Linked DNA regions of Homo sapiens: region 2 is linked to region 1. Evidence: chromatin loops called from intact Hi-C (ENCODE). Cell type or tissue: Caco-2. All regions are shown on one strand. Links, peaks and the distances in the headings refer to the core of each region. The heading gives the core; the rest is flanking DNA.

Evidence for each region. A loop is a pair of places that touch in the nucleus more often than their neighbours do. Peaks named below come from ENCODE experiments on the same cell type or tissue, not always from the same donor. Only the 100,000 strongest peaks of a DNase experiment are listed, where the experiment ranks them.
Region 2: a loop joins it to region 1, with 2.1 times the contacts of the local background. A loop is called at or near these places in 3 of 110 quality-filtered maps.

What each region holds. Positions count from the first base shown.
Region 1 is chr1:162,186,676-162,199,231 of GRCh38, forward strand. The region is part of intron 2 of NOS1AP (nitric oxide synthase 1 adaptor protein); the gene reads left to right. Among named protein-coding and RNA genes, the nearest start is that of MIR4654, 36 kb to the left of the region's middle. RefSeq lists an enhancer at 11,368-12,004. In Caco-2, for the core only: no CTCF peak of the experiment used is centred there; DNase peaks (open chromatin) are centred at 4,946 and 5,496.
Region 2 is chr1:162,234,475-162,247,030 of GRCh38, forward strand. All of the region lies in intron 2 of NOS1AP (nitric oxide synthase 1 adaptor protein), which reads left to right. Among named protein-coding and RNA genes, the nearest start is that of MIR4654, 84 kb to the left of the region's middle. In Caco-2, for the core only: no CTCF peak of the experiment used is centred there; a DNase peak (open chromatin) is centred at 6,407.

The sequences.
Region 1 (12,556 bases), core at 1,541-9,540:
GGACACAGTGAGAAGACTGCCATTTGCAAACCAAGAAGCAGGCCCTCACCAGACACTGGATCTGTTTGTTGACACCTTGATTTTGGATGTTCCAGCCTCCAGAACTTGAGAAGTAAATGTTTGTTGTTTAAGCCATTAGTTTATGACACTTTCGTTATAGCAACCCGAGCAGACTGACACTGTTTCAGATTTTCAGATTGTAATTGTTGCAAAAATGGAATGCTTTTAACAAAAATGAAATGTTATGCATAAAGGTTTTTTTGTTGTTGGTTTTGTTGTTGTTGTTGTTATTTATTTGTTTGTTTTTTTGAGACAGGGTCTCACTTTGTCACCCAGGCTGTAGTGGAGTGACCTGATCTCGGCTCACTACAGACTTGACCTCCTAGGCTCAAGTGATCCTCCCACCTCAGCCCCCGAAGTAGCTGGGACTATAGGCCGCACCATCACACCTGGCTAATTTTTTGTATTTTTTGTAAAGATGGGGTTTCGTCATGTTGCCCAGGCTGGTCTTGAACTCCTGAGCTCAAGTGATCCACCCGCCTAGGCCTCCCAAAGTGCTAGGATTACAGGCATGAGCCACCACATTCAGCCACCATGCATAAAGTTTTGTGATCTTCTTTATTCACTTAATAGTTTATATGATTACTTCACATCTTTAAATAATCCTTTACAACATTGTTTTTAATGGCTGAGTATAGTTACATTCTATTAATACATATATTTATTTAACCAGATCCCATTTTTTGACATTTAGCTTGTTTCTAGTTTCTCACAGCTGTCAACATCTTTGTAGTTACATCACAAAATCATTCAAAATTATTCCTTAAGAATAAATTTCTAAATAGAATTTTGCACCCAAGGGTATGGAGAATTCTAATGCTTTTGATACTTACATTGTCAAATTGACTCCTCCTGCCCTCCAGTATTATACCCTCTGAGTATGAGGATGTGTTGGGCTTTCTACCACCCTCTCCAGTGTGTAGAGGTGTTATAGACCTGTGAAAACGGCTGAGTAGAAGATGTTGGAGATAGTTCATGGAAATGTAGGTCAGTGACAATGAGGGGCTCAGGCAAATTCTTGAGCTGGATCAGAAGCAGAGTGACCTTGCAATTGTAGTCATGTTCAGAGCCATGAACATTTGCCTGCTGTCCTGATTAAAAATTTCCTGTGTCTATGATGCCATGTGATGTGCTGGGCAGATGCCAGACTGTTTCCTGCTTGATTCAGCTACATTCATGAGACCATGTAGCAATCAGAAATAAGAGAGCATTTTGAGGAGTTCTGAGGGCCAAGTAAAATGTGGTGGTATAACATATTCTTGTCATTATCCCTGGCTTGCCATCTTACTGTGAAGAAGCCCCTTCCTAGCAAGGAAAACTAGCAGCAGCCCAAAGCCAAAACCAGTTTAATTACCCATTGACTGTTTTCCCATCTGCCTAGTAGGGAAAGTGGCTGGACTCTTGAAAACTGGGACCAATTCTCATGTTTAAGACTTTAACAAAACAGCCTCTGGTCAAATGGCATGCTGGAGTTTTTAGATGAAAGATGCTATTTTGTATAAGCAAATGGTGCCCTTTGCAATCGTTTTGTAAATTATCTGTGGCCTGCTGGAAAGCTACTCAGTATTCTGTTCCACAAACTTCTGCTTAATGAGATAATTCTTCTCTATATTTCTGTTGCTGGAATTGGGCTCACACACTGTCTCTTTATAGGCCATTTCCATAATGCTTGATTAATGCTCTGTTGTTAATATCTTATAAGACCTGGATCACTTGCTTTATTGAAATGGGATTTTTTAGACTGTAGGGGCAGCACTCTTGTTTGTGGGCTCTGATATATGCCACACAGCCTACAACTCGACTCTGGCAAATGTTGAAAGTGCCTAAATTTTTTCAACATTAGCACAAGAGGGCAATCTGGCTGGCTTCTGTCGAATCTTTGGAAAAAGTGACAGAGGTGCTTTGAATGTGGGCTGCATGTGTAGTGGTCTTATGTGCCTTCCTTGAAGTGCAGTGAGTTTTGTTGAATGATAACAGTGTAATAAATGTCTCTATTTTTATTTTCAAATGTTGAACAGTTGGTTAAGATTATTTTAGGCTGAGCACGGTGGCTCACGCCTGTAATCCCAGCACTTTCGGAGGCCGAGGCGGGCGGATCACGAGATCAGGAGTTCGAGACCAGCCTGGCCAACCTGGTCAGGAGTATTTTTAGAAACTCCATCTCTAAAAATACAAAAATTAGCTGGGCACAGTGGCCTGTAGTCCCAGCTACACAGGAGGCTGAGGCAGGAGAATCACTTGAACCCAAGAAGCGGAGGTTGCAGTGAGCCGAGATTGCACCACTGCACTCTAGCCTGGGCGACAGAGTGAGACTTCATCTTGAAAAAATAAATAAATAAATAAATAAAAAGATTATTTTAGTGTTTTTCATGTATATGAAGTTTGAATTTGCATTATAGTATATGTGTTATGATAGTTGTATCATGTCATTTTACCTTACAATAGGAGGTCTAAGAACAGTTTTTTATATGTTGAACATTTCAGCTCTTAATAACTACCCAGAAATTGTCACTTGAAAATGCCATTATAAAAAACCAAAATGTGTTCCTGTCTAGGCAGACTTCATCTATTTGAAACATGGAAAAAGTTTAAGGTGCTCATTTAGTTCTGCTAATTATTTATTGTAGAAAAAACTGGTATTTTTTGTTAGTAGTCTGTTAATTCTTACCTTAAGCAAACTGGTTTCCATAATTTGGATGGAAAAGAAAACACCTTTGCATACAGAATCAGATTTCTCCTACTCAAAGAATTGGACTGTGCTTGGTGTTTCAACAAATATTCATTTAATAGACAAATATTTGAGTATCAGTATCTGACAGAATGTTCTAGGCACTGGGAAACAGGTAAATAAGATAGGCGAGATCTCTCTTCTCATGGAACTTATGTTCAAATGGGAAAGTCTGGTTATAATACAAAGACACAGTAGACAGGGTAACATCAGAGAGTGGTCAGTTCTGTGAATAAAATAAAGAGAAAATAAAGAGAAAATTATTTTTATCTAAATAAAGAGGGTAATGTGACGGAGAGTGATTCTGGGGAAGGCCAGGTGGGGCTACTTTGAAAGTGTCTGGGAAGTCCTCTCTGAGGAGGGGTAATTTGAGTTAAAACCTGAATATTGCCAATGAGCCAGGCTTGCCAAGATCTGTTCATGGCGAGGGATCAGCAGGTACAAGATTGGGAGGCAGCAGTGAGCTGGGCCCCTCCCAGCAACAGAGGGATGGTTTGTGCTGAGTGAAGTGAGTGAGAGCACCCTCCAGTGAAGATGAAGAGGGGCCAGTCCCAGATCGTGGAGACCTTCTAGGGCATGGCTAGTGAGTTTCTCACCCTTTTGTAATCCAGGCCTGTGAATTGATGCCAAGTGAGATTTTGTGGAGCTTAACTTTTTGTAGTGGATATTACAAAAATAATGTAACTTTAACAGTCTCTGTCTTACCCTCCCTGCCCCTCTCTGGCCATGTTCACATAGAACGTGTTTCATCTCTGCTCCCCATGATAGCCCTTCAGATACTTGGCTCCGCCATCTCTCTAGGCTAAACATCTCTAGTTTTATCAGCTGTCCTTCCCTGCTTGAATGGGCTCTTCAACTTCAAGATTTCTTTCTTCTCTGAACACATTTTTTTTAAATTTTATTTTATTTTATTATTATTATACTCTAAGTTTTAGGGTACATGTGCACAATGTGCAGGTTAGTTACATATGTATACATGTTCTGAACACATTTTTTTAAACAATCTGATTTTATTTATTTTTAATTGACAAATAATGTGCATATTCATGGGGTATATAATGATATCTTAATACATAGAATATATAATGATCAGATCAGGATAATTAGCATATTCATAATCTCAAACATTTATCATTTCCTTGTGTTGGGAACATTCAGTGTCTTCCTTCTAGCTATCTGAAACTTTATATATTATTGTTAACTATAGTTATCCGGCAGTGGTGGAGAAGTCTGGGACTTAGTCCTCCTATGTAGCGTAATTTTGTATCCTTTGCCAAATCTCTCCCTATTACCCTCTTCCCCCTACCCTTCCCAGCCTCTAGGACCCGCTGTTCTGCTTTTTACTTTTATGAAATCAACTTTTTTTTAGCTTCCGTATGTGAGTGAGAACATGCAGTGTTTACCTTTCTGTCCCTTAATGTCTGAGAACCTCAGGAATTGGTCACATTCTGATGGTCTGAGGAGAGCAGTGGAAGAGGGATGAGATGCTAGGGTAACCATCATCAGGGTTTTTGAGGGCTGTGTCTTTTTCCAGAAGCAATGGCTCCCTATCGTGTTACTTTTCTAGAGTCCTGAATGGGCAGGGGCCCTGTGTGGGAGACTCTGTAAGCAGAATCTGACAGAGTTGTTCCCTGGTCCACCACCGTCTAACACCCCATGGCTAGACTTGCCCGTCCATATCAGCCTTATGTAAAGCAGCTCTTCTGTTGGCCTCACTTTGATTTTTCTCAGTGTGCCCCATACCACGGGCACTGTCCACACAGGAACATCAGATTGGAAAATATCCCTGAGTTCCCTAAGAGACAGGCACTACTCTGAGGATCTTCCTGCCCTGGCCCCACTTGCTTCTTTCCTGGGGTAGGGTTTCTTCCTAGCTTGCTTCTGACTGTTCTTTCCTGGGGGGGATCTTCCCTGCTTCGAAGTGTTTTCTGTGCACTATGGTGCAGGGGTTTGTGAGGGCAACTGTACAGCTTGTTTCTTTCTGTTTCCTCTCCACAACCCATAGATCTGAGATTATCAGGTTTTGCCCATGTGGAGGTACAATGGGAAGATCCTGTGTTCCCCCAGGACTCTTTAGCATGTCTTCTTTGATTTACTGAATTACTTGAGGGATCTGTGTTTGGGCTGGCAGAAGAAGATAAGGGATTCCAGAAATTCTTGCCGCGTTCTCCTAGATAGCTGGCTACATTCTCTTCCTCTTCCTCTTCCTCCCCCATTGATAAGGCCTGGGGGTAAGAGAGAGTCCAACTCAGATTGATCCTGTAGTTGACCTCTTTGTGTTTGTCACTCATTCTTGATCTTTCTAATGAAGAAAGTTGGCCCATTAATTTTAATTATGGTAATAATGTCATTGAAATCACACCATTCATTTAGCCTAGGTATTACCCTACTCATGTAGAATTAGATAATAAATGCCAAAGTGGTGATGTAGATCCTGGCCTGTGGTTGGTGCTGAGCTAGGGGGTTCTATTCTACTGCTACTCAGATAGGGAGTGGTTGTCCCCTGGAAGATAAGGGACTTGTCTGGGGTTTTTAATGCCAGTGTTTTTGGGCTCCCACCTCTGTGTCCTGGATTATTTGAATAGTCCAGACCAGTGATTCTGAAAATGTGATCCCCAGACCAGTAGTGTCAGGCTCACCTGGGAACTTGTTAGAAATGTGGAGTTTCAGGCCCCACCCAGCACCTGTGGAATATGAAACTCTGGGGGTGGGGCCCAGCAATCTGTGTTTGACAAGCCCTCCAGGTGATTCTGATGTGTGCTCAAGCTTGACAACTGCTGGTCTGAGCCATCAACCTGACTGCCGTTTTCCAGGGTTTTTTCAAGAAGTGTCTTAGACTCTAGTGTGAAAGTTGCTACTCTGCAGATTGTCCTGTTAAACTGGGAAAGGGCTCAGGAAAGTTCAAAAGGGATGATGTATGGGTTTTTGTGTTGGTGTGTAGCTGGTGGGGAGGAAGGCACTCTGAGTGTAGCATGAGGCCTGGTGCAGCAGGCCTGGTCACTGGGGACACTAGGTTCAGAACAAGGAATACAAGTGGCACTTGTGTTAGAGGAACCAGAAGAAGAAAGAGGCTTGAAGACTGGCTTTACCACCACAGAAAGGCTGTTGCCTGCCATGTGGTTTTGGGCAAGGCCACTTTTCCCTGGCCTGTGCCTCAGTGGGCACTGCCTCTTTGCTTAGATGTCTCAACTTTTCTGTTCTTCCACTGGCCAATCCCTTTGCTGATTTAAATATATGTAAATATAGATTTTTAAAATAATTTAATCTACCTGTAGTCAGGTTTACCAGCCTGGGCACCTTTCTGTTTTCCTCAGGTAATTTTGCACCTTTCTGTGTGGATCTGATATATGTTTTATTTTTCAGTTTAATGCTCAGGTCTCCTGAGCTTTTGCAGAGCAGAGCACATCCTCCCTTCCTTTATAGAGACTATGGGGGAGACTTAGCAAGGGATCTATTCTAGTCTTCTGATTTCAGCCAGACCCTCTATCTAACAGGCCACTTTGACCCCTGGTAAAAGTCAAGAGTGTGCCCATGTGCCAGGAACTGACAGCCTCTGCAGAAAAATTCCTGTGATGAGAGAACTCACTGTGTGCTTTTGCGAACACTCAGGATGTTGAAGGATAGTTACAATAGTTACAGATTTTTCTTAACTGTACTGAAAAGATGACTCTCAGGCTGCAAGAAACACTGAAATGCCTTAAGGAGTGATGCTGTGAAGTGGCTGGAAAGGAGCTAAAGCTGGAAGCCTGGGTTGTTTGATAATAATAGGAGCTCTAGATCCCCGAAGTGACAGGTTGTCTCTTCTGAATTATCTTAAGGCAGATTTCAGGGCTCTTCCAGGCTGAAGTGGAGGTAAGCTGAGGTGAAGGGAGATAAGATTCTGGGGCATTTTGTCCTGGAGCATGTCCCAGTCCCTGGGCATAAAGGGATAGACCCAGGGAACTCACAGCTGTTGGGTATGCAGGCTGTTGAAAAGGCTCTAAGAGATAAAGTGGGAATGGCCTGAGAGTTAGAAAGGGAGCTAGACAAGCAATCAGGTCTGAGTGGAGTAAGGAGAGGGTATTTAAGAATTTGTGCTGATGGATTATTTTTGCTTCCTTTTCGCCTTGACCATTTACTGAATGTTTGTCTATCTTGCTGAATAGCAGCCAAGAGACTCTAACTTCTCTTGGTTTCCATCTGTATTTAGTTGGATTGTCTGTTCCCTTCTCTTCTGACAATTCCCTGAAGAATGTCTCCTGATTTTAGAGGGGGCCAGGGAAAAGGGGCCCTTTTCAGAAATCAAGCTAGATCTTTCCTATTTCTTCCTGACCCTTTTTCTAAAGCCTGAGATCACTCTTTTCTCACCCCTTCCTCTCAGTATTAGGTTCTGCTGCTCTCTTTTCCATCTCTAGATGGGTGTTTCTTTACTTTTCTTTCTTTCTTTTTAATTAAGTGGTTACCTTTCTGTCTGAGCTATTGGCAGGGATTTGCCAGGAGATCCAAGGCAGAGCTGCCAGCTTACTGGAGTGTGACAGCTGCTGAGGCCTCCCGTCTCACAGGCTCTGCAGAGATCCAGGGCTGTCACTTCAACAAGTGTCAGATATACACACTCTGCTTGCAGAGCTCCCCATGCATAGCCTTAAATAAATATCCCAGATATATCTGCCCTGTTTCCCATCTCAGACTCCTCTTTTCGTCTCCATCTGGTTTTCAAACATGATTTCCCAACTTCCCAATTACCATCTCGCAAGACCCCTATATGTCCCCTCTCTTCTCTTCATCTCTCTGATAAAATAAGGAACCAAAACAGCCATTACTACTTTAATAGAGCAGAGAGTCTATTCCCTTGGCTGCGATGAGTTTGCAAGACTGCTCTGCCCAGTCTTGTTTGCAGAGAGCCTGGTTGGTCCATCTCTGTAGGTTGTGAGTTTGCGCTGGTTTGGGAACCCCTCTCTCTGGCTGAGGAAAGTCCTCCCCGTATTTAAGTACCCTTCAGTGCTGGCTGTGCCCTTTTTTGTGTTGAGACGTTTTCTCAAAGGGCACTGTGGTTTCTACTTTCCTGCTGGAAGTTCCATGTCTGTGCAAAAGTTTCCTGTAACCTTTCAAGGTTTGTACTCTGTTCCAGAGGGGCTCTTGGATATGAAAATGGTCTTTTTTTCTTAAATGATCTCACAGATGATCAAAAGGAGCACATAAAAGCTGTCCTGGGGATTTGGCAAGGTTGCCAGTGTTCTCTTTACCTTTGGTCTGGTATTTAGGTCTGAGACAGTGTCTCGCCAACAGCCCTTGCTTTCCTCGGGGGGTTGGGGCTGAGAGACACAGAAGGGGAGGCAAGAGGGGCGTATTAATTCCTCTAGGAAGTAGAACTTCATTTTTATTCTAGGAGAGCCATTTGAAATTGGGTTGGCACATTCAGTCCTGAAAAAGTGACCTTGCAGGAGCTAGAATTTTATATCCAGCATTATTTTGGAGGACCTGGCCAGCAGTATTTCCCCTGGATGTATTATTGCATTAACCCTATCCAGTCACTCCTATGAGGTTTGTCTGGACTAGGATTGCTTGTGCCTCATAGTAGAGGAAAAGCCAGAGATGATGTTCTCTGGACTCACGGAAGCCGCTTAGCAGTTCTGTGATTTTTGTAAAATCTGCTTTCTCTCTGGTGAAATGGGATAGGGGTAGTATAGAGGGTCTCTGAGGACTCAGTGACACAATATATAAAGTACTTAGTATAGTATCTAGCACATAGTAGATATTCAATAAATGGAAGCTGTCATCGTGAATAATCACATTGATAATTATTAATATTAATACCAAATTACTATTTCTCAGCATGAAGTTGGTACCCCATATTTACTGTCCCATAAGTACCTTGCTCTTACTCATTGCATTTATCACTCTGTCCTTTAATCACCATTGTACTTGCTTTCTCTCTACGAGGCCATACTCCTAGACCCTTGAAAACACTAGTAATGTCAGGTTTACCATTGCATCCCAGCATCTCCAGCACCTGGCATGGTACCTGGCACATATGACAGGCTCAGTATTTATGCATTAAATAAATACATGATCAAAATTCTCTAGCTGACTTTTTATTTTTTAAATTTGTTCCTCTTCTGCAATGCTCATCCTCTACTTCATGCAAACTGGGTACCCCTTTGTACACTCTTTCTGCTTCTCCAGTTACCATTACTGTTGCCGTGTCCTTTCCTTCATTCATGCCTGTCCTCTTGTCTTGAAATGACTTTCATCTTTTCTGTTACTATTTGACATCCTTTTTTTCACTTCTTGTGTTCTTTCTCTTCTATGACGCATACCCTAATCACTCCAGCCCATATTAATCTTGTTCATGAAATCTTGTTTCATGTATAGCCCGTAAGTCCTTGTTGTTCTTGGATTGAGTTTTATATTTCCAACCAGACTGTCAGCTTCTGGAGAGAAGTCATAATATCGTTGATTGTCCCTACCCATTATATGTCATGGTCTGGGGCCAGGTACATAATTGGCTCTAAATAAAAAGTAAGCCACTGTCAAAATGATTAAATAAATTAGACTATTGGACCAAAGGGGTAAAGGAGATGAAAAGGTTTTCGCTGATAGGACACAGTCTTTAGAGTTGGTTGTGTGAATGTGGGGGTTAAAGAACAGTTACCAGTGCCTCAGTGCTTTGTTAAGATTTGGGTTTTCTGTATCTATACACTCTCTTACCAGTTCTTGGTCTTGCCTTTCCCCCAGTCATGTTTGGAGGAAAATGTGGTAAAATGGAAATCTGTCAACTGCTTCTGGGTTGGAAGGCAACATACTTGATGACGATAAAGGAATTGGGAATGCCTAATGGTGACATTGGGGCTCACCATTTAGTGGGTTTTATTCACCAATGCTGTCTTCATTTCTTTGCTAGTTTGGTTGATACCACGCTCTTTCTGTATTAAGCTGTAATCTATTGATTCATACGTTTAACATTTTTGAGGCCAGATGTACAGCAGAGAACTCCGTATGTTGCGGGGATTTCAGAAGATGTGGTGTGCAGCACATAGTAGATGCTTTGTTAATGTTGGGAAGGATGCACACAAATATAAAACATGCCCTTCAGGAATGTGCAGTCTGCTCCAGGCTGCAGTGAAGTAGCAGGGTGAGGCTGGAATGAGTAGGGGCCAAAGGGCACCAGTTCTCAAGGGAGAGTCGTTGGGAAGCAGAAACAGGAAAGAGATGCTGGATGAGCTTCCCATTGCCACATGGACTGTGGAAGGCAGACTATAATAGAAATCAAAGTGCTTTGAAAAAATGCAGTGCAGTATTCTATTATAAATATTTAAATAATCATAAATTTTACAGATTGATATAGGGGTTGCTTGGGGGGAACAGACTGCCTGGCACTTGGCAGATGGTCAGTAAAACATTTATTGTGCGAACGAATCTAGAGTAGAGTAGGGCTGGAGGCCCCGCTATGGTTTTTGTCCCTCTTCTCTTTTTCATGCCCATTCCTTCTGCTGGTTCAGGCAGTAGCATTTCATTTTCCAGCTGTAACTAAATGAGAAATTACGAGGAGTGGTTCGAATAGAGTTTGTCGGTGGCTCTCCTTTTCTTCGCCCATTCCATTGTGAAGATGAGCCAGTAAGGCTCTGCATGGATATTTTCTGGCAAGGGCATCAAACACGTTTCTGAGGGCAGAGTCCATGTTGTTGAGTAATAATTAACTGCTAATGGCATTGTCTTGGGTGTTGCATAGTAAATAATCAAGAAATAGTCTCTTTTCAATGAGAGTTTGAAGGCCAATGCAAAGACCACACACGGGCAAGCCTGAAAGGTGCTGTTTTGACTAACCTTAATGGGAAACAAAGGGAAAATCTGGCTTGTTTTGTGTGGCCATGCTTAATTGCATGATGGTGTGTTTTTCCCTTGAATTTCCTCATGCCCCGTGGAGGGCACACGCATGATGGTGCTCTGCCGAGCCAGGATTATAGAACAGAGGTTCTTGGCAGCCGGGATGTACTGGCTGCTATGTTGTCTAGCGTGCTGGATCTTACTGGGAGCTTTCAGATCGGAGTCTCTGTGAAATGGAACAAGTGAACTGAGCCTAGTCTGTTCCTAAAAATAAGTCTCTAAGAAGCAAGTGAAGTGCTTTTCAGTGGGAAGCCTGTGGAGAAAGAGCCTGGAACACAGTCTGGAAGTAAGGCAATTCAGGGTTCCTTTACCCAACCCTTTTCAGGCTCAGGAGAGAGGAAGTGACTTGTCTCGGGTCACTTAGGGGCTAGGCCTCGCACCTGATCTGTTGTATTTCTCTGCCTGGGCTCTTTTCCACCACCAGGGGCCAACTGTCCAGAATGTCATTTTCCTGAGTGAGGAAGCAGAGATGCCTGGCTCTAGGGTGTGCGGCAGGGCTACAGGACTGAGAGTGTCCAACTCTCTTGGCCCTGCCGCACTATCCTCAGGTTAACTGGTGTTCCCCGCTGGCCTGCTGTTCAGGGCTCTGTGGGAGAGAGCTTTGCAGCACATGCAAAGGAGGTATGAGGAGGGCAGATGGCTCCACCAGCCTCGCCCAGAGTGTGTCTTCATCCTACCTGCCATGGGGCGAGTCATGGAGGCGTCATGGGCCCGGCCTGGCTGTAGGAGGGCCCTGGTACTGCCTCCTCAGGGTTTGACCTGGAAGGCGTTCTAGGAGCATGATGAGGGAGGGATGGGCACAGGGTGTAGGAGAGAGTGGGCTGGTGTGATGCTCGTTTAGGGGCTGGGAGGGAGCTAGGGGAGCCAGGGAGAGAATGACATTTTAATTACACAGTGAGTTGTCAGGACTATAATCTTCTCTGATGGCTCTTCTTATTTTCCAGTCATCAAAGCCATCTGCATACGAATTGGAGGTGCTGAGGTTTAAACTTTCTGATCGTTGTGATGGTGATGCTGATGTCAGTCTGACTTTTTGTGATCTTGTCCTGGGTGAAGAGGGCAGGATCCACTGGTTGTAGTATCTGAAATGCCCTGCAGTGGCAAGATTCAATCCCTTGTGAATCCCATTCTGACATTTCCAGGGCTGGATTTAAGAAACTTAAGGCAAAAGTCAAGCCCTAAAGACATCTGAAAACGATGCAGGGTCTTGAATTATTGTTGCCTGACTCTGAGAGGATGGGCCTCAGGAGGACTACTTCTCCTAGGCTTTGGAAATGGGTACATCTGCATGGTATTTGTTAGTGTCAAAATGCAGCAAATCTCTAAATGATTGTTCCTCTGACTCAAATTTAATCCACTGATTCTTTCATTATCTCGTGGATTCAATAGCCTGGTATTTGTGGAGAGCCTTCCTTGTGTCATGCTCTTTGCTGGAACTGGGAATCAAACGGCAGACCAGGCATACTCAGTGCCTGCCTCCAGAGCTTAGGAGTGAGGCTGGAGGACACTGTGCACCAGCACCACTATTCATATGTGGCTTCTGAGGCGAGAGAGAGGACATATTTCACCCAAGGACTTGGGGCTTGGGGCCTTGCTTTCCTAGCTAGGTGGAAAGCAGCTGGAGGGTAGGATCAGGTTTTACCCCTCCGCATAATGCCCTGCAAAGAATAACCACTCAACTAATATGGGTTGATTGATTAAATATGGCAAAGGGACACCTTACACCCTCTTCCAGTTATCCTGCTTCATTGTTAGGGGATAGGCATGGGGGTTAAGCCTTGCAATCCTCCTGTTTCTCACCACAAATGTAACTTGCACTGACCATCAAACCTCCTTGAGTCGGCTTTAAGAGTTTCTTTCTAGAATCATGTGGGACTTGAGGCAAGAGGAGACTGGATGGAGGTT
Region 2 (12,556 bases), core at 2,575-10,574, 49 kb after region 1:
TTTTTGTCTTGTGAAGTTGGCAAGATCATTGTGGCAGCTCTTCTTCCCAAGTTGCCCAGGGTCTCTAACTTCTGAATTCCTCCCACGTGGAGCCAATGTGTCTCTTCCTCTCTATGTGTCCTGTGCCACTTTGTGTCCCCATCCTTCCCAACTCACTCCCTCCTTAAAATTCTTGCTGTCCTGTTCTCCATGATGTTTCTAATCTAAGGTTTCTATCACAGGAGGAATGGGTGCTGCCATAACTCCTGAGTCCATTCCAGAAACCACAGATGGGTTTTCACAGTGCTCTGTTGCAGGACCACAGCTCCACACCCACCCTCACTCCCACTCCCATGTGCAGTGCCCTTTGTGTTTAATCAAATTGAGTGGGGAATTGTAGCCACATAGAAGAGGCTGTTGCTTCTGGAGTTCTGCAAACTATACCCTGCAATCGGCTGTTGAGGCAGAACCCTACTCTGATTCCAACCCCTCGCTGGTTGTTTTATGCCCTGTTCTGACAGTTCCCTGGGCTGAGTTTGCTCATCACATTCTCAACCTGTTCATTTAGATTTGGGCTACCTCCTTTTATTGTTTTAAACCTGAGCGTTCCTTCAGTAAATCCTGAATATGTGAAGAAGAAATGTAGTACAGAGAGAGAGAAATTTTTCCTATTAAACATTTTAAAACTTTTTTTTTTAACTTGCCAAGTGTTATGAGGTTTAGATCCTGGGGACCTGATTCTGAAAGCTTTTCCCCCATAGAAGGGTTCACTCAGCTAACTTGAATTTGAACTTAATCTTACTCATCTCCCCACAACAAATCATTTTTCTCTCTGTCATGATTTCGTTGCACTCTGTGGCAACAGGCATGACCCTTACTGGGAAGCTCTTATGTAAGAGCTTGCCTAAGTGAAGAAGACTTCCCTGGCGCTGGTATTGGCTCTTGGTAGCATGAGCCTTTGTTGCCTTTTTCCATTGCCCTCTCCCTGATCTCTGCACCTTGCAGGTCCTCACTGTTGCGCATACCTGGAAAGGGGCCATGGGGAGCCTCGTCAAGGCTGACTTGTCAAAGGCTCTTGCTGGTTTGTGTTTCAGGCTCTTGGAGCATGGTCAACAGTGCGGAAACATGCTGCATGGGGAGATCAAAGCTTCAGTGGCCAGAATGATGCAGTCACTACTCTGCTTAATTAAAACCAGGCCTGTGTACGTGGTTTTAATTAAGCAGAGTAGTGACTGCATCACTAGAGGCCAAGGGGCAGTTACAAGAAAGGTGATGGTGGTTAATTCCTGGCATTCCGTCTCTTGGTCCACATGGGGCCAGTGTTCAAGGAGCACTTGCCTGACTCACTGATGACATGAATATGTTTCATGCTCACATACATGCATCCATGTGTTTAGATCATTTGCTGATACTTGTCGCATCAGTTGGATAAATCAAAGAAATATAGAATCTGAGATCTAGAAGGCACATAGACATCATCTGGTTTCATTCATTGGAGATGAGAAACTGAGGCCAGGGGGATCCTCCAAGAGTTTGTTAGGAGCACAGTCTACATGTTAAGTGATATTTCATGTCACTTCCCCAGTCCCAGTTTAGAGTTGTATTGTAAATGACAAATATAGGTTAGTTAAATTCTCATTCATTCGTTCCACAGATGTTAACTGATCACCAGATTCTGTGTATCAGGGTCTTTGATTTCATTACTGATTTCCCATTCCTCTGGCTTCTTTCCACCTCAACTCCATAGTACAGTTCAGCTTTCCATTCCTATGCTAGTAGCTGTCCAACTTTCTAATACCAATCAGCAATTTTGAATATGTACAACTGTGCTACCATTTTCCTTGGTCACTAATAACAAAAACTACCATTATATTGAGCCCCTATGAACCTGTTAGATGCTTTACAGATACGATCTCACTTAATCCCCAGGAAAATATTTTTAGCTGACTTGCCCTTCACAACATACCATTCATATTTTCACAGCTGAAGGGCTGCAAGCTTGAGCAGTGTGTCCAGGGATACCCAGAGAGTAACTAGCGGACATGTCTTTCTACTCCCGTCCATCAGTCTGCCATTAAAGCACACCCTTTGCCCATATGTTACTTCTGTTAAGCCATGAGGAAGCAGGGCAAGTCATCCCTCTAGTCCCCTCTCTCCTCTTTCCATTTTTTGCTTTCTTGAACACTCCAGCCCCCCTTTCCCTCTTTTTCTTTGGTGGGGGATGGGGGGGCAGGTGTATTCCTGCATTCCTCAATTTGCCTTCCTTTCTGTTTCCCTTGGTTAGAAATGTTGTCTCTATAAATCGAAACCCATAGTTCACAGGCCAGTCCATGTATTGCAGAAGAGTCTGGCTGGTTTCAGGCTTCCTGGTCTGCATGCAGGCTGTACTTCCTCACTGACCTGTCTTCACCCTCCTTCTTAGGCATCAGAGGAGCCTCTCCTAGCTAAATTGCTAGTTACTTGAGAAGGAAAATGTTTCATCTTGATGGTAGCATATTATTCAGAGCCCTGGATAACCCCCAGCTCTCCTGGAAACACAATACGTGTATGTTTGATGGAATTTATCTTGATGATTGGTGAGAGGGTGGTGATTTAAACCAGCTCGTTTCCCGTTTACCACTGAGGCCAGCTCACCTTTGCTGGAGAGGGTTCTTGACTCTTTCTTTGTAGCAGGAACTCCCAAGTTAATCAAGTCTTTTCAAGAGCTTCAGGCTGAAAGTCAAGATCCCTCAGGTTAGACCCAATGTTGAAATTTTAACTGGGCAAATTCTCATTAGAGACAAAGGGCCAAAGACTGTGCTGGTGGAATCTAATGTCTTTTAATGTTGACTTCAATCCAGTAAAGCCCTTGTTAAGCCATTTAACTGTAAAATTGGGCCTTGGGAAGGCAGGACACCCTCTGAAATTAGAGGTCAGGAGATTTGAATTTGATTTCCAGCCCTCTGCCAGTCAGTCAGCCACTCACTCTCAAGCCTTAGGCTAGTCACTTTCTGTCTGTTTCTCAATTTTCCACAGGGATTTTTGTGGGCATTAAGGCCCACTGGGAAATGATCCCCTTTTCAGCTCAGTGCCTGGTTTGTTAAGGATACTGGTCAATCTGGACTTTAACACACCTATGATTTTGGATTAACTCTATTACCTCTGCCAGAAATTAACACAGAAAATTGACAGTTGATTGACAAGAAGGAGAATCAGTTTTAAAGAATTAAAATATAACTGAGTCCTTTATTACTTAAAGAATATTCAACTCAAGTGGACACAGATCACCCATTCTAACTTCATCAGCTATAGCACTTAAAGGAGGCAGGCTTTGCGGGGACAGTGTTAGCTATGTACTTTGAAAAAGTCGTGTGCTCTACAAATAAAAAGCTACTTTTGTTGTTACTTTTGGTCCCCAGTAGAAATGGAAGTCATTTTCAGAGAGCATGGGAGACACATGAGTCCTTTGCTGTCCTCTTGTCTGCCTCTGAGGGTGAAATGAGAGGAGTGTGAAGCACTTTGGGGTGTGGCCAGGCACACAGCTAGGCTCGATGCAGAGCTGCTGTCGTGGTGGTGTGGCCCCAGTCATCATGAGCCACATCTGACAGGATTAATCACATTTCATATGCAAGCATGCTCTCTGCTTGACCGTGCTGTTGTTTTTAATGAGAGCATCATTTACAGTATGGTGCAGTGCTTTAACCTGATAGCCCTGCCTAATTTTGTTCTGTGTAACAATGTGTGGACTTGAATAGGAGGCAGGGTTGGGGGAGAAGGAGGGAGAATGGACGTATGAATAAGAGAAAGGTGTCTCTTCCTTTGGAGCATGGATGGGTTCCAGTCCCCACTAACCCCCTCAGCTGGGTATTTTTGTGCGGGTCACAGCCTGTGCTACATTAAGCATCAGCCCTGGTTGGGGATAGAGTCTACAGGGGAAGGGTTAGGGCTTCATCAAAGAAGCAGCTCTCTTAAGTGACCTCCACTTAACTTACCTGCTAGTCTCCATTCCTTCTGTAAAACATACTACCGGCAACTGCTGCTACGTGTTTTTGTTATTGTTGTCTTATGTGCCACCATAATTTTTTTCCCTCCATTAGGGCTGAATGCATACCAAGAGCCAATTGTGTGAATTCCTAAACTTGTTTGCACCAGTTATATTTGTTGTTGTAATTGAATAATTTAATTATTACATAAATGAAATATGAGTGAGAAAAAATAGATGGCTAACATTCACTGAGTACTTACTGTGTGTTAGGTACTCTTCTAAGTATCTGACATCTCATCTCTTATAGTTGCTGCGTATATAAAAGTAGAATGTTTTGAAAAAAATGATAACAGTGAATTGTTACAGAAGTCACCAATGGATTAGTTATGAAGAAGACAGCATAAAAAAGTTGGAGGGAAAGTAAAAATCTTAGAAGGATCCTGCACCCATGTTACTCAGCAAATGTCTCTAAGTTCTTAATCCACTTGGAAGAAAGCAAAATTAGAAATCAGAGTCAATATATTGTGTTATTTATGTAAGGAAGAGTTTGGTAAGTTAATCTGTAGACCTATTCCTAGAGGAAAGACCTCCAATCTACATTACAATATTAGTGAATAAACATACATTTATATATCTTATATTAAAATAAAATGTTTAAGGTATGCACATACTGTTTTCTATGGTTCTTTGCCTTAACATCTGTTTTGAGTAATAGACCAACTTTTACTGGTTATGATTGTGTTTATAAGAAGTCTTTTACTGTAAGAAGATTAGTGAAGACAAATCAGATATGGGCTCCACATGGCCCCAGCTGATGTGGGCAGGTGCCTCTAGGAGAGCCGAGGAAGCTCATCTAAGGAACGTGTCTAGGAAGTAGCCATTGTGATCTACAGATCATATTCTCTTATTGCAAGTTCCTATTTTACCAGTTATTGGGTGAATTCCTAAAATTCAGTGGACTGCATCAACCAAGGTTTTGGAGCCCTATTTTGAGTATAATGCAATTTGACATATTATAATGACACTGCCCTTTGGTGCCTGTCACCAAAAGGATTCCTTTGTTGTTCCAATGGTCAGATCCTGTGAAGACTGAGAGTGAATATGTATTTGCACACATACTCACACAGATCAACACACGTGCTTATATTCAGTTAAGCAAATATTCAGCAAGCCTGCTGTATGCCAAGTGCTGGGCTGTGAGTCATAAGCCCCCAAGAGATTGCCTGATATGATTATTGCCCCTAAGTAACCTGGGGATGTACCTGGAGGAGTCACATATCACCAGCTAAGACAGATGGGCTAACAGAGGCCACTGTGAAGGACAAGAGGAGTGGGAGAGAACCCCAGTAGGAAAAGCAGCATAAACAAGTAGGGTGATGTTGCAAAGGGATTGTACAACTCAATGAGTATAATGACTTCGAGAATAATTTACTTTCAGATTACTTTTACTTAGGTTTGTCTGATTTTATGCTCAAAATAATTCCAGGAAGTAAAAAGGCCTGTATATTGCCAACTAATACTTGGGGACACAGATGTAGAGGGAAGGTGACTTGCTTCAGTAATGTGGCATCAGAGCTCCCTCCAGGCTTCCCAGTGCCTGGATTGGTGCTCCTGCCACCAGATGGCAGCTTCCTGGCACATTTACCCACCTGCCACGCTAGAGACACTCATTGAAACCCATTCCTTAACTGCTCAGATGAGATTACCTTATTGCCTTATGGTCTGTCCTTCTCAATAAGCCACAACAACTGCCAGCTGACTGAACAGAGGGGCCTCACTGACTTCCATGATTGGCTCAAGTCCCATTCCTGCTGCACTGTGTGGCCAGTGTGTGTGTGTGTGTGTGTGTGTGTGTGTGTGTGTGTGTTGAGGCATGCCTGCTCACCTGGCACGTGGATTGGGATTCCTGCCTTCTGGCCCTATGGGCAGTACCTCAGAACAGCCTCTTCATTCAGTGCCTTCTGAACGGTTCAGGGAAATATTTTTGGCTTATACATTCTGCCCAAGCCCAGGCAAGCTCAGCAGGGCCCCAGAATAGCACTTTGCCTTTTACTAGAGAAGGTTGCATTTGCAGAGGTACCATTAACCACCTGGATAAGGGCTCTTACAGCACAGCATGCTTTCTAGCGGGAGCCTGAATCACACTGTCTATATGAATTGAAGTCTCACTCACTGTTCTCCCAACTCAAAACAAAAACTACAAACGTGGAGTAAAGATAAAACATCAGCGTGTTATTTGGCAGCTTTTTGTTTGCACAGGTACACTGTGGAATGTATAAACAACCCCAAGGGAAAGATACAAGGCACATGGTCATTTCTTCATGGTCCATTCATGTATTCAACAAATATTTACTGAGCACCTATTTGGTGCTGGGTGATATACTAAGTATTGGGGATTTCACCTGGAGCAATTATGGCCCTGCCCTTGCAGAGTTCACAGTCTGATGGCGGGATACAGACGTGTCAAGGGATGGTCACAGTGGAGTAGGATAAATGCCATGAGTGCACACTGGAAGCAGGGCAGTGTGCAGTTATGTGGGGTGTGGCTGTTCAAGGGCTGTTGGCTGAAAGGATGAGTAGAGGCTGAAATCCAGCCTATCCTCTACTTCTCAAGACATGTACTGGCTAGAGGCAGGGGAGCCTTTTTGTAACTCACAGAAAGGCTCACAGGGACCAGCAGTGACCCTGATTGGAAAGGCACCTACTCTGGATTTAGCATGGAAGGGAAAGCTTCTTGGAAGGAAACATTTCAATTGAGACTTGAAAGATGACCAAGAATTAGCCAGACAAGGGAAGCAGAGGAGAGGTGGGAAAGAGCATTCTAGGTAGAACCATAATCACCAACACTGAAGATAATGCTTAGCATGTGCCAGGCGCAGAGCTGAGTGCTTTAAAAGATTAATACTTTTAAGAGGAAGTTGCATACGGAACAGCATGGAAGGGCAAGAAAACCTGGCACTTTTGGGAAACTGAAGTGAGTTCATTTTGGGAAGAGCATGGAGTTCAGAGGAGAGAGAGATCGTGAAGACTGGAGTGATGATAATAGCTAGTTAAAATTACTTCACACTTGCTCTATGCTGGGCAACCTTCTGAGTGCTCAGTACATATTGACCCATTTAATCCCCATGACTGTATGAGGTAGATACTATTATTATCCTCATTTTACAGATGAAAATGAGGCTGGGAAGGATTAAGTAACTTGACCTGGGCTACACTGCACAATGTGGGAGAGAGAATCTGCACTCCCCCTGACTGCAGAGTCCAGGCTCTTAATTCCCACACTGCCTCTACGGGAAGAACTCAAGATGAAAATAGGTCTCCAAGGATTGACTCAGCAGAGGAGAAAAGGGAAGGCATTCCAGATGAGGTGACAGATGTCAACATCAACAAAGCAGATTCACACTGAAACTCTGTGAACAAGGAGAGGCTGGCTGCATGGTGCCATCTCTAGTCTTACTTTTTCAGCAACCCTGGGAAAATGAAAATCCTTCCTCCTAAATCATCTCATTCATCTCTAACCACAATCCCATGAAAGTTGAATGTCATATCTCCACTGTAACAATGAAAGAAAACAAAGCTTGGGGACAGTAAATGACTTTTCTCTCAAAAAATAGATCTAGAAGTTTCCTTATTCAGGAAGTTCATTTGTTCTTTTTACCTTCCTTCCTTCATTCATCATCTATTTATTGAACATCTACAATGTGTCAGACACTCAACTAGGCTTGAGAGAGTAAGGAACAGAGTATATTCCCTGACCTCAAGTGAATAGGGTTTTAAGTGATGACAGGTCAGTGTGGGTTTTTAAAACATGTCTGCAAATTCTTTGAGACTCATCTCATTGAAAGATGGAGTTTGTGACTACTCTTGAATCTTGGTTTACCTTCATGATTTGCATGCAGCCAACAGAATGCAGTGGAAGTATGCAGCTTCTGAGGCTAGGTCCAAAAAAATGGCCAGTCAACTATTCCTCACTATGAGGAACACTAGCTGCCAAGAAAGAAGTCCAACTAGCCTGACATAGCCATGCTGGAGAGGCCACGTGTAGGCACTCTGGTGACAGCTCCAGCTGAGCTCCCAGTTGATGGCCAGCATCATCTGTCAGCTGTGGATTGAGCCATCTTGGACGTCCAGACCCATCAAAATTTCAGATGCAGCCCTAGCCAACATCTTACTGTAACTGCACGCAAAACCCCAAGCAAGAACTGCCCAGCCAAGTCTCTTCCACATTCCTGACCCACAAGAGTCTGAGTAAAAAACAATGGTGGTTGTATTACAGATGTAATTTGTTATATAGAAATGATAGCTCTAATCATCAGCCTCCAAGAATTGAAGAAAGCAGCAACTCAGGGGATCCACTAGAGATAGGGCTCAAATCACTAGAGAAGAAATTGCTAGTCTTCAGCAGTGAGCATAAAACCTTCAGCTATCTCCTAGATTTTATTGCAAATTGGTCTTCGGGAAGGAGGGGCGCGGGCAAAAGTAGAGGAGAAAAAGTGAAAATGAGCATTATTTAATAGAGGAGTTTATTTTGCATGTTGCTTTCGGTTTGAGCTCCTCCCCTATATACGCATACCCATGTATACATACACCCACAGACAGCAGGCAGTGCAGGAGCCTGATTAAACAAGGAGTTATGATTGTCCCTAAGGGAGCCTACTGTTCTCAGTCTTCAAGCTGGTAATGAGTAGTGCTATCTGCTTCTGCTTTAGGAGTGATATCCTGATTGAAGTCTGCATTGACTTTAATTCAGGTGTGTCTGTTGAAAGGTTATTGTAGCCGAGAGGGGACAAGGGGGTGTTAGATGTGTAATGGCGGCAGCTGGAAGAGGAAAGCATGCTTCTCAAGGTCCCATCAAGCACTGGCTAGATGAGAGAGAAGCAGGTGAGGAAGGCAATGATGAGGGGCAATGGGCATGGGCTCCTGCATAAAGAGCAGTACCTCTCAGAGACCAGGGTATTCACTTCCTACATTCTGTGTCCTCGCTTTCCCTCTTTGCTGTGAATATGCATGGAAGAAAAAAAACAAGGAAGAGAGATGATGGTGATTAGTAATGTGTTTCAACTATGGCCCTGACCTTATCGGAAAAGAGACAGAGAAGAGTGTAAGGTCTCCTTTCAAATCGGTCTGCCTCTTTGAAGAGCAAATCTCTTCCCCATCTCCAAGGGCTGGCCTTGCTCTCTTCTTAACCCATCAATTATGGTGGAAGTCATATGATTTCACCAGAAATATCTACAGGCAGCTCTTGGGGTTAATTCTGAGAGGTTCCAGGTAAATATTCTTCCTTAATTAATGTTTCTAATTTTTAGTCAGTTTGAAATTAAAGAACTTTACCCATGGGCCATCTGAGATGTTGGCTGTCTGTTCATTCTTGCAGGGACCCACAGGACCATTTTTCAACCTCATTTAACCTGCAAAACAGCTGTTGTAAGAATTGTTGGAGGACCGTCTTCCCCTCAAAGGGGGTGTGAGTGGCAGGAACTGATTAGGATTCAGCGTTGGTATTGCCTGTGGCCTGTCATTTGAGGGAGTGAGTCCCAGGTTCCCACTACAAGGTGACTTACCTCCTATCAGAGCTCCGTCTGGATTTTCAAAGACACCATATCATTGGCACAGACTCATTTATAAGTTGGAGACTGGCTCAATGAGGTGTATCGGGCCTTAAAGTATTTTTACCTGCTCTGCTGTGAAACTCAAATTTTACATGTTTATATCCCTGAAGTTGAGTGAGTAGGCATGGGATGGAGGAGAGAAGGATCCAGACTGGTGGGGCAGGGTCTATTTAGGGAGTAACTAGATCCCAAGATTCTGCTTGACAGGTGCTGGGAACCTGTCTCCCCTCTCAGTTGAGGCAAGGTTCCTGCTGGGGTCAGCAGTTGATTTTCATTCTCTTTGAGACACATTCTCAAGGACTGTTCTCTTAAACCAACCTTTGTTACCATCTTGTTGAATTTAAGTATGGAACCTAAGGACATTTTCAGGACTGCTCCAAGTTCTATGTGGTTTTGAATAAATAGCTATATTTATTTGCTACTAGAGGAGAACTTAGAGATAATTTAGGTTAGCTTCTGCATTTTACAGATGAAGAATTTAGTGCTTTGAGAGATTAAGTGTTTTCCTGAGGTTATACAACTAGTTAGTGACCGAGCTAGGAATAGAACCCAGGTCTCCTGGCTCTCAAATCTGTATTATTTCTATTATACTATATTGCTTTATCTAAAGGAGTACCTGTAAATTGATTTAAAGCAGAGTTTCCAGATAATTCTTCGTTGTGGGGGACATTGTATGACGTTTAGCAGCATCTCTGGCCTCTACCCATTGGGTGCCAGTAGCAACCATTTCTACTGTCCAGTTGTGACAAACAAAAATTTTTTTAGATATGGCCAAGTATTGCATGGGGATAAAATTGCTCCTAGTTGAGCTAACGATTCAAAGTTAGTGCATCTTTAGAGAAGAAATGGGCTTATGTTAACTCCTCCTGGGCATGCATGAGTATACATGCATTTGAGTAACAAGGATATGAGAAGATCTACTTCCTAACTATGGCTATATAGGGTGATGGGAGCTTGAGGGAAGACCATAGCTGCCTCCTCTTTTATTTAAATGCTGAGATTGTGTGCTACCATGTAGAGGAGGAGGGGACAAGGATAGGGCGAGGAAAGAGAGGAAACTAGTAGGATATTTTGTTTTTAATTTGGGGAAGGCAATTGCTGTGAACATTCCTGCCTAAGGACTTGTATTCAGAAGATAAAGAACTTAAAAAAATTAATAAGAAAACAACCCAATTTTAAAAACTGGGCAAAAGCTTTGAACAGATACTTCACCAAAGAAGACATAAAGATGGCAGATATGCATATGAACAGATGCTGAGCATCATTAGTCTTAAGGAAAATGCAAATTAAAACCATAAGGAGGAACCTCTGCATAACTAAGAATGATGAAAAATGTAAAAGACTGACCATGTCAAATGTTGATGAAGATGTCAGGGAACTGGAACTCTCACATAATGCTGGTGGGAATGCAAAATGGTACAGCCAGTTGGAAGACAGTTTGGTAATGTCTTAAAATGTTAAACATACACCTACCATATGATCCAACCATTCTACTTCTAGGTATTTACCCAAGAGAAATGAAAGCATATGTCTGTGAAAGCAAATGCAAGCGCTTGTACATGAACCTTCATAGCAGCTTTAGCTGTAGTAGGCAAAACTGGAAACAACCCAGATGTCCATCAGCAATTGCTTTTTAGACATTATTTTGTGAATGAGACATTTTACAATCCTGTCAGCTAATCAAGTTTGGTAGAGAAAAGGATCAGAACGAGAACATCTGTTTATGCCAGAATACTGGCTTGATTTCTGGGTGTGTCAGAATGTCTTTAAGTATTCTCTTTTGGCATCTGGATTTGGCAATGGAGTTGGTAATCTTCTGTAAGTCCCAGGTGGGCTATTTTAATGATGATAGCTTATGATGGATTAACGTTTACGTTTTTCCTTAAAAGAACACATCTGGCTCCAACTGCTAGCTCCTTTAAAGCATTTTATTAATACCAACGTTAACACATTTGAGGGGTCAAGGTGTCATTGGTTACTATTGACCTCTCTCCTAAAGATGGCAGGCCAGGTGCCCTTAGGGCTACAATTCTATCGAAAGAGTAAAAAATGGGAACCAAGAAAAGAAAACGTTTCAAGGGAGGGTAGAGTGATCAACTCCTGCCCCAGAGGTAACTTAGACCTTCTGTGATGTATGTGGGTTGGTTGAGACTTGTTGTAGAATCCATTTTTTATTTAATCCTTTTTTTTAAATCTCCTAGTATGTGTTGAATATTGAGATACACACAGGAAATAAGATATGGCCCAGTCCTGTCTTTAAACATCTTATAGTCCAGTGAAGAGAAAGACAATGTGCAGGGACAGTACAGAGTGATGAACAACATGGTGGATGTGGCCATTGGATGCTGCCAGCAGAGCATGCAGGCTAGATCCTTAATGAAGAGTGAGGTAGGAGTTGGTCAGGAATCACTTGAGTGTTCCTCCTAAATGTCTTAGCTTGGTGCTGGCTGTTATGGTGTGAGTGCTTAAAATTACTAGGAAAACATATAATTCTTGCTCTCCAGGAGATTTTAATCTAGTTAAGGAGATGAGATTAATACACATAGGATTAAGATGACCATGAGTTGATAGTAGTATAATATATTAGAAATAATACTGTACAGAAATAGTAATTCTGGCCTGGGATCTGCTCCTACTTGACTCTGTAACCCTGGGAAAGTCATTTACTGGGTCTCTTGGCCTCAGTTTTTTAAACTCTAAAATGAGAAGCCTAGATAACAGTATATGATATGTGGGGTCCCTTCTAGCTCCCCAATCTGTGCTGTGGGGGTGTTGATGGGAGACCTGGACAGGAATGGGTATGGCCAGTTTGTCCTCGCTAGAGAGATTTGCCTCAAGGAAGCAGAGAAGTTGTTGTTGAGAAGAAATAAAATCCATTATAAGGTTGGGTAAAACTGTAGGAATCAGGGATTTTTAAATTTTGGAAGTCATTTTGTGGGAATCATATTTAAAGCTAAAACTGAGTACAAATCTCATCTTCCTGGGATCAAGGACGTTAGATCAC